2 separate regions of the Homo sapiens genome follow, and region 2 is linked to region 1. A link is a contact called in ENCODE Hi-C or POLR2A ChIA-PET data. All regions are on one chromosome and are shown on one strand. The core of a region is the stretch at or near the end of the contact, and the rest is flanking DNA. Distances in the headings are between cores, read along the strand shown. Region 1 overlaps LOC105376872 (a long non-coding RNA gene). Region 2 has its middle 21 kb from the start of GTSCR1.

Region 1 (4,440 bases), core at 1,521-4,020:
GCGCCACAGGAAAGGAAGCAGTTAAAATACTATAGGAATAAAGGTGAGTGGACAGACTGTGGTACAGCCAGACAATGAAATATTATTCAAAAATAACAAGAAATTAGCTATCAACCCACGAAAAGACATGGAGGAAACTTAAATGCAAATTTCTAAATGAAGGGAGGCAGCCAGAAAGGCCTTTATCCTGCATGACTCCAACTGTACAATATTCGGGAAAAGGCAAAACTATCCAGAGAGTAAAAGGATCAGGGGCTGCCAGGAGCAGCAGAGAGGCAGGGATGAACAGGCAGAACACAGAGGATTTTTAGGGCAATGAAAATATTCTGTATAATATTACAGTGGTGGATATATGTCATTAGTCACATCAAAACCCACAGAGTATACAACACCCAGAGTAAACTATGGACTTTAGTTAATAACCATGTATTAATATTTGTTCATGAATTATAACAAATGTCTCATATTAGTGGAAGATGTTAATAGAAGAAACTGTACAAGGAAGAATAGATGACAAATCTCTGTACTATTTGTTCAATGTTTCTGTAAACCTAAAATGGTTCTAAAAACTAAAGTCTATTAATTTAAAATCAAAAAATGTATAGAAAAGTCCCATTTTAGCACCAATTGCATTTTAGCACCAGTAACTAATAATGACTGTTCAATGTTTCACAGGCCTGTTGGCACTTAATCTTCAGAGCAACCTGTTACTCTCCCCAGTATGCAGATGATAAAATGAAGGCAGTAAAGTTGAATTCTTTGCCTGGATTCACAAAGTTTGCTATGGGCTGGCCTAGGTTTGACTACAGAACTCAGGTCTTAACCATAACAATCTGTGTTTTGCCTCTTCCCTAAAAGACACCATATAAACGTCTGTGAAATGGGGGAAGTATTCCCCTTGCCTTGGGTGGAACTGAGGTGGAATCACAAAGTTCTTACTGTGTTCAGAGTACTAATCTTATTTAGGCCGTGGAAGACTGGAGTCAATGCCAGTCATGCCCCAGTGTAAAATAGATCAGGCCAGAGGTGGTTAGGACTGTATATGATGACTCTTCTGTACTGAACCTCTTACCAGTCATTGTTGATCTGGGACAAATGGAGAAAGGCTCTTTGATAATAACCATATTTTATGAGGAATAATCACTTTAAATAAATGACCAAAAATGTAATGACTTAAAGCTAATCTTTAGAACATCAAGCTATGAAGTACCTCCTCCAAGATTGTATTAGTCTTCCTAGTGCTGTCTGGTACCAATATCCTACTTGTAGATAATGAACCGGGCTCAAGTAAGTCCTATTCCAGTAGCCTCACCAATGCAAAGCGAAATGGAAGAAGCCCCAAAAGATAGTAGTAGAGGAAGACTCTATCTGCATAAAGATGCATGGCCACAAGAGGGCACTGCAGACACAATGTGGAATGCAGATGCCCACAGGTACCCAGGCGGTCACTCACTGCAAAGAGAACCAATGGGCAAAAGTTAACTCGCTTTCCAATTTTAAAAGACAAATCATGACTTAATCTACAGTAGTGACTGAATCTATATTTAAATCCCAACATGCTGCAGAGCTATTTAGTATTATTCAGAATTAGAATTATTTCCCTTAAAAGCTTCCAAAGTAATATTTAAATACTATTAATCTGTATCTTACTTATACAACTAAGTATATTATATAGCAAGCAATAAACCTAAATAAAATTGCTAGTCAAATTGAGCATGGATTAAGTGATCAGAGAATGTCATACTTCTTCAATTCTGCCCAGTGCTTATCAGAGCACCGTTCCTTCACTTAGTAGGAACATGTTACAAACTGTCATTAAATATATCTGATAAATTAGTAATACATCATCAGAACACAGCCTACAGTTTTTGGGATAAGGGATTTTTAATATAAAAACCTTCTTGAGTGTTTTCCTACTGTAAGAAATTTTTAGTAGCTTTTCTCCTGTATTTATGTGATGCAGGCTTTGATCCCAGGAGACTGTCTTAACTCTGCAAATGCCAGGGAATCCATATTTACATCATAGAGATGGGCTATGGCAAATCAAGTCAGTAGCATTGGATGGTACCAGTTTAGTTTATTCCTTAAATGAAAAACACAAAGGCTGTGCATTAACTCATAGGACCAGCTAACAAAGGGGTCTCCACATTGTCAAGTTTAACCAAGAGCAAACGGGTTTTAAAACACACCTTTACATTTTTATAATGGGGAGATGAAGAGAAGAAAATTGTGCGTCAAATGTTTTCGAATACTCATATCCATATGTGGAAATAGAAATTAAAATATCATCGTAAGAAGTTATAAAAAGCATTTGTGCAGAACCACAATATTTTGATACTATTCAAACAATAATATCTATCTTAAGGTTTGAAAGAAAGTATAACATTAGGCATCAGGTTTTTTTACTTTTTAGTTTATGATTGAGAATTAAACCACAATATAAAACCAAAAATATTTTCAAAGAGAATTTAGAAGTTATGTTGATTTATGCAAGAAGTAGTGTTATCATATTATTAATACATTAATTAATACAGCTACATTTAAAACCCTGTAGACATGGGTGTACATACCAATATTTTTTCTCTTTATTAACAAATAGAGGGAAATTATATGCTACTGTTAATCTAATTTCCTGCTTCACAACCCTCTTTTAATTTCTGACATATGTTTATGTCTGAAACAGAAGAGCAAAGCACTTGCAAACACCCCTGAGTTAAGCCTAACACTTCGGGAACTCTTGAGGATTTGAGCGACTGGTGTGGAGAGACTGTCAGTATGCAGTGCCCTCTGCTGGCCAAATTATTAAACATCGCGATAAACAAAATTCCCAAGTGTTAATATTACAATGTGGGGGAATAAAACTAAGATTATTTTGGAATTAGCCCTATAATTCCGGAGAGTCACCATTCACTACCATAATTCCTTAGTGAACAGAGATTTACTTTTATGGAACAAAACAAGCGCAAAGCTACCTGGTACAAAGAAACATCCCCTGCCAAGAATGGAATAGAGAGTGAGACTTCTTATGCCTGCCCAGGTCTCAGGTCCAAAGTCACCCCAACTGTTACCTCTTTCTCAATCTTACCGCCCCTCCTCCATGTCCCACAGCCTCTCCGTGCTTTCACTTCCCAGTTCTGCTGCAATCTTTCAGCTTGTATCTTCTCATTGGAACTGTGAGCTCATCCAGCAGAGATATGTGTCACTCCTCCTGGAAGCCTCGGACATTACAAAAATTCAGTAACTGTCTGTCCAGTTTGGGTTTCTTCAAAAGCTGTAGAATTAATCATAGGGCCAGAATCAGCAATGTTGCAATGCAGTTCCCGGTGATGAATTTAGGAAGTTGTCCTGGACCCCAGAAGTGAGACTTTTAATCATGAAGAGTGGTGAACACAATGTGTGTGGCATAATAAACCTCTGGCTGTGTATTCATTAATTTTAAAGAAGAAAACGAGTACAACATTGCTGCTAAGACTTAGACGGGCTTCTGTGTAGAATTTCCATTTGGCTTCCAGGACAGATTCTTGGGTTCAGAGGCCACTAAGAAGGGGGAAGGAAGAGAGAGAAGGCAAACTTCTGGGCCAAGGTTCAGGGGAGGTGGAGGCAAACCTCTGAGACAGAGAGAGAAAGGCAGGCCTCTGAGACAAAGAGAAATCATTCTGGGCTCCTCTGTAGGGTTCAAACTGATTCGGTTTTATCCGGAGTAAAACAAAAGCAGTCATTTTAATAAATCCTTGAAATTCACATCTTTCCAGGTGCTGTAAGAGCACTGGGAAGACAGAAAGCTTAACTAAATCTTTGTCAATGAATATTTAAGCAATATACCAGGAAGCCTTTCAGGTGATAAACAAAACCTAGTAATTATAAAGATAAAATTGTGCAATTTGACTACAATAAATAACAAGCCTTTACTCTGCAAAACAGCATTACCTAAATGTCAAAATACAAGTAACAAACTGGGAAAAGTATCTGCAACACATATGGAAAGGCTACAGTCCTTACTATTTAAAAAGTATTTATACAAACCAGTAAGAAAGTTAATGCTAACAACCTAATACGACACACGTGAGCAATTTTCAAGAAAGGAAGGAGATTGTGTCTAAGCACGTGTCAATATAGTCAACCTCACTAATAATAAAATGCAACTATTATACCTAATTAATCTAACAACTATCAAATAGGTAAAACTAAAAATATTTTATAAACTTTGTGTATTAAAGCAAATGACCCCTCTAATATGCTGTTGGCAAGAAAACTTGATTCTACAACTTTCACACAGAACAGTTTGGCAATATCTATCATAATGCACCTTACACACACGCCCAGCCATGTCTAGGCATTTTCCCTACACATCTATTCCCATTGATACAAGGAAATTCATAGCATTCTCATTTTTAATAGCAAAAAAAAAAAATATCTGGGAACAACCTAAATGTCCATGAG
Region 2 (4,310 bases), core at 142-2,641, 180 kb before region 1:
TAGAAAGTGAGCCCAGGGATGGATTTGGGAGCCACTCACGTGGATGTGATAGTTACAGTAACAAAAGTGAATACAATCTTCAAGGAAGAGAATGCAAATGAAAAAACAGTAGAAGGCCCTATTAAGTGAAAATTGGATTTATATTTCAAGAGAAGTTAAAAAAAAATCATGAAGCTCGGTAATGTAGAAAAGCTAGGCTTTCATAGAAAACTGAGGGTAAAAAGCTCAGAGAGTACAGTTCTGCCCTGTCCTCTACATCTGGGTCCTGGAACACAACCATGTACAGAGGACATCATTGGATCAAGTAGAACAGAGCATAAGTAATCAGAGGATTTTCTTTGTCCTGTTAAAATCTCCAATGCTGTTCACGGTAGAATATATGACCCCATATATTCCACTGAGAAACTTCAAGATTCAGTTTGCTGTCAATGTGTCTCCAGCTAAATTAGGCTAATAAGTTAGCCTAATTTATTCTTTCTGAGGGCTTTTGTGCTTAGTAAAGACAACCTGAAAGCATAGATTTTCACTCTTTGGTGTCAGCAATCTTCTTATCCCAACATCATCCTTGGTAATCTTGATAATGTTGGAGGAGAAAGAAAATGAAGAAAAATCTGTGATAAGATTTATCTCAGAAGCACCCTAAATGATAAATTATGATTTTCATGGGCATTCACAACAGTCTCTGATAGGAGCTTCATGCTTGGAAAATGAAAGGGTTCGTTTCTGATACATCTCCCTGGGCCATCTTGCAGCATTCCTTGATCTTCCCTTCAATATGTTACCAGTCACGCAGTAGCACTCTGTCACCTAATTTAATGGTGCACCTGAGAGAAACTGCGTCTGCCTTCCACAGACAGAACATTAGCAATAACAGGAAACCACAAGTCTGTTAGGAGGTCACAGTTGGCAATTTTATTGTTATTATTGAGGATGGTGATCAGAGGCTCGGGAGTGAACATCACCCTTGACAGAGATTGTTCTGGAACAACCACAATTTCATTTTATGGCTCCTTTTTCAAAAGTGCATATATTTATGAAATCGCTCTTATGAAGTTCAGCACAATCTTGATGGAACACTTCTGCATTGTTGTGTGATACGGTACAGTGGCAGAGGCTGAAAATATCTTTAAATCAAAAATAGTGATACCAGTTGCAATTTTTTAGTTAAAAAAGGAAGAAATGCTTCCCAACAATAATCCCTTATGCCAAACCAACTGTTAGAGCAGAGATTACTATCCTTACCACAGTTACCATATGCTTAGAGAATCTGCTCCAAGCACAAGTAACAGCTGTCACTCCCATATGCGGGGTTAGTGAGAGCCCAGCGGTGCTGTGCTGCTATTTCCATTGCACGTCTGGGTGTGCATGCTCATGCCTGATTCAGGTTCACATAAACTGAAGGTGTGTGCCTCACAGGTGCTGCACTTTGCTGGTGGCATATACTACGAGGCCCAGTCATGTCTGTGTGACAGCCCACAGGTTGAAAATGCAGGCTGTGGCATTTGCAGAGAGCTTATTTTAAATGGATTTGTCCTCTTCTAAAGGTATTGCTCCAGCATTACGTAAAGTCAAAAAGTCCTTCGACTCATGGGCTCAGAACCCCGGGGCTACAGAGACTCATGAAACTTTCATCAAAAACAATTCTCAGTTCTCAATTTATTAAAGAGATCACCTGTGTATAGGTTTTGACAGTTATTTATGGAATTCATGGTGGTTAAGTCTAAAGTTCTATATCTCGTTTCCAGTGGTTCTTTAAGATACCTCTCGACTAGACATTTTTATGGCATATATTGTTGGTAGTGAACAAAGAAGTGTAAAATTATATTACATTAGAGGTATAATCTGACCCAACATCCAACTTGGTTACTTCAAAGATGAAGAAACCAAGTTAATATTTTATTATTTTTGTTTATATCTTTATTAGGCCATTAGATTTTTGTTCTTCAAAACCTCACTGCCTTTTTGTGACTCCCTGTTTCCCTGGAAAATTCAAGGTTTATGTAAGGTTTGTAAAAATAAGTCAGCTTCATTCTCATGGATGTTCTTATTATGATGATCTTTTTGTATCTATTCTATCATCTGAGAAAAGGCACAAATGAAATGTTAGCTCTCCTTTCTCTCATGCATCAAGTCATTTTAAATTGGAGAAACTGTGCAACAGGGAGTATCACAGTATAAAATTTACATACATGTTTTTCCACTTTATATTACCTGCTAGGAGGACCTATAAAAGAGGAGGATTCATGGACAAATTTTAGAAGCATAGAGTCTACCAGATCACTATTTTAAATTAAGGATTTTTTTAATCTCCAATTTACATACAAGTTTAGAGCTAAGCAATGAATACTAAAGGCATTGACCTCACTGGAAATGGACTTCTTAGATGGAAATGTTATAAAATACTCTAGGAATTGCACTATCAGCTTAGTACAAGGTCTGCATTAAAAACCTAAGTAGTTAGAAGCCAGGGGCCATGACCAGAATCTAATCCCAGAACAGTCAAATGAATAGAGTTGGGTCATTTAACTTTGAGAACTACGCTGTCCACTTTAAAACAAATAGAATGATACCAGGTGACTGAAAAGGGTATCTGGGGGGTGCACAATCATCGATGTAGCTGAAGCCTCAGCAGGGACAGAGAGTCCACATGACTAAGCTGAGTTCAAAGATGGATTCTAAACACTCTTCCTGATTCAGCTGAACAGCCCTGGGTGTGGGCATTGTTTAACTGGAAATTGAGTTGAAAGCACATACGACCTTAAATTCATGGTGCCCTTTAAGGATTCTCCTGTAATCCAAATTCTGTGATTCTAGAATACTCATTGAGAAAGATGATGTTCACCTACTGCAAGGAGTAGAGATCGCACTCCAAGGCTATGCTGAAGGTGCTTTTCCATTACATAAAAGTTCCCTCAATAGAATGAGCTCTTAGTGTGATAGCTGAATTTAGTGGTAGCCTTGATCTTATTTGTTTTTTATTTTTATGAACAACGCTGTGAACTCCACAATGCAAGTTGTGTAGAGATAGGCCAAACTGTCCTTAGCTCTGGTTTCAATGAAGTTTATTATTTTCATACTATTTCTTTTCAGAGCAATTAAGAGAGCAAAAAAATACAGACAACAAAGCCCCCACATCTTGGCATTTTTAAAGAATAGTTAACAGAGACAAAGATGGAGAAATAGGAGGTCCCCAGCCATCATCCCCCTACAGAAGCAACAATTTTCCAGCCACCCGTGGACAAAAGTGCCTTTGTGGGAGCCTTGGGATCCAGGTAGGAGGTTGTGAAACCCTGATGGAGCCCAAGAATAAGAAAGCCCACTTTGAAAGGGCAGGCCCATGCCCTGGTGATAGGCCTGCTGACAGTAGTCCTGGCTATAGATTCAAAAGCAGCCCATGCCCCTGGGGACTTGGCTTCAGCCCCATTTGGGGTTCAGCCACTACACAAAACCAGGCATGCTGGCTGTGGCAGGGTAGGCAACTCCAGGTGCCAGCATGGGTGCTGGATCCCTACAAGGCTGCAGCTGGTCCAGGTGTACCACAAGCAGCTTCCACAGGTGGCACTGGGGAACTGAGTGGCACATGGAAGCTTGGAGATGCCAGGAATGCAGGCTCTGAGAGTTCCCAGGTCTGGGCTCCCCAGAGGGCCACAGCTCTTCTCTCTTCTCTCCTTCTTGTCATCCACAACATGATGAGCAAGGGGCATGTTTCAGTTTGTGTTACAACTCTTTTAGACCTGCCATGTGGTGGCTCCCAAGTTCTTGTCCTGTGTCCAGGAAGAATTAGGTGTGCAGACAAGTGGAGGGTGAGCATGGTGAAGAGGAGCTTTATTGAGTGACAGAACAGCTCAGAGGAGAACTGAATTGGGTAGCTCCTCTCTGTAGGCAGGGTGTCTCGATAAGTGTTCAGCTGTCAGCAGAAAGGAGACCATGGAGTGGGTAGCTCCTCTCCACATCCAGTCATCCAATAATCTCCACAAGTCAGGCTGAGTCCAGGGTGTTTATGGGCCTCAGAGCAGGGAAGTGCACACCGATTGGTCCATGGGTTGCCATGGATGGGCCTAGAAAAAGCACCACAAGTTCCCACTCTGGTCTGTGGGACTGGCAGCCCGGGCCCCAGGCTTTAGGCCCTATCCAGCTTGAAGGTGAGGCTTCACTAAGGACTTGCCCTTTCTACTCAGGCACCTGTCTGCCTCCTGCCCCCATTCATGGAGATCAGGCTGTTCATGAAAAGGGGTCCCTGCAGGCCAGCACTGAACTGCCCTCAGTCCCTGCTTAGCCTTCCTCCTGTGCTCCTTGGTGCCCAAAGTCTG

The links. A loop is a pair of places that touch in the nucleus more often than their neighbours do. ChIA-PET counts read pairs that join two places held with the same protein, here RNA polymerase II (POLR2A). Pooled maps may share reads with other maps.
Region 2: a loop to region 1 is called in a map of naive thymus-derived CD4-positive, alpha-beta T cell, with 3 times the contacts of the local background. The contact joins two enhancer-like sites. A Hi-C loop is called at or near these places in 1 of 168 maps with a recorded cell type or tissue (naive thymus-derived CD4-positive, alpha-beta T cell) and 6 of 50 pooled maps. POLR2A ChIA-PET finds 5 or more read pairs at or near these places in 1 of 52 experiments (activated T-cell).

What each region holds. Positions count from the first base shown.
Region 1 is chr18:70,488,886-70,493,325 of GRCh38, reverse strand. It overlaps LOC105376872 (a long non-coding RNA gene), which reads right to left. Exons shown (of 3, transcript XR_935606.3): 3 at 2,061-3,271. Among named protein-coding and RNA genes, the nearest start is that of LINC01910, 110 kb to the right of the region's middle. Within about 2 kb of position 2,770, at least 4 of the 41 ENCODE cell types and tissues checked have a DNase peak (open chromatin) inside an H3K27ac peak, as active enhancers do.
Region 2 is chr18:70,669,397-70,673,706 of GRCh38, reverse strand. No RefSeq gene overlaps it. Among named protein-coding and RNA genes, the nearest start is that of GTSCR1, 21 kb to the right of the region's middle. Within about 2 kb of position 1,391, at least 2 of the 41 ENCODE cell types and tissues checked have a DNase peak (open chromatin) inside an H3K27ac peak, as active enhancers do.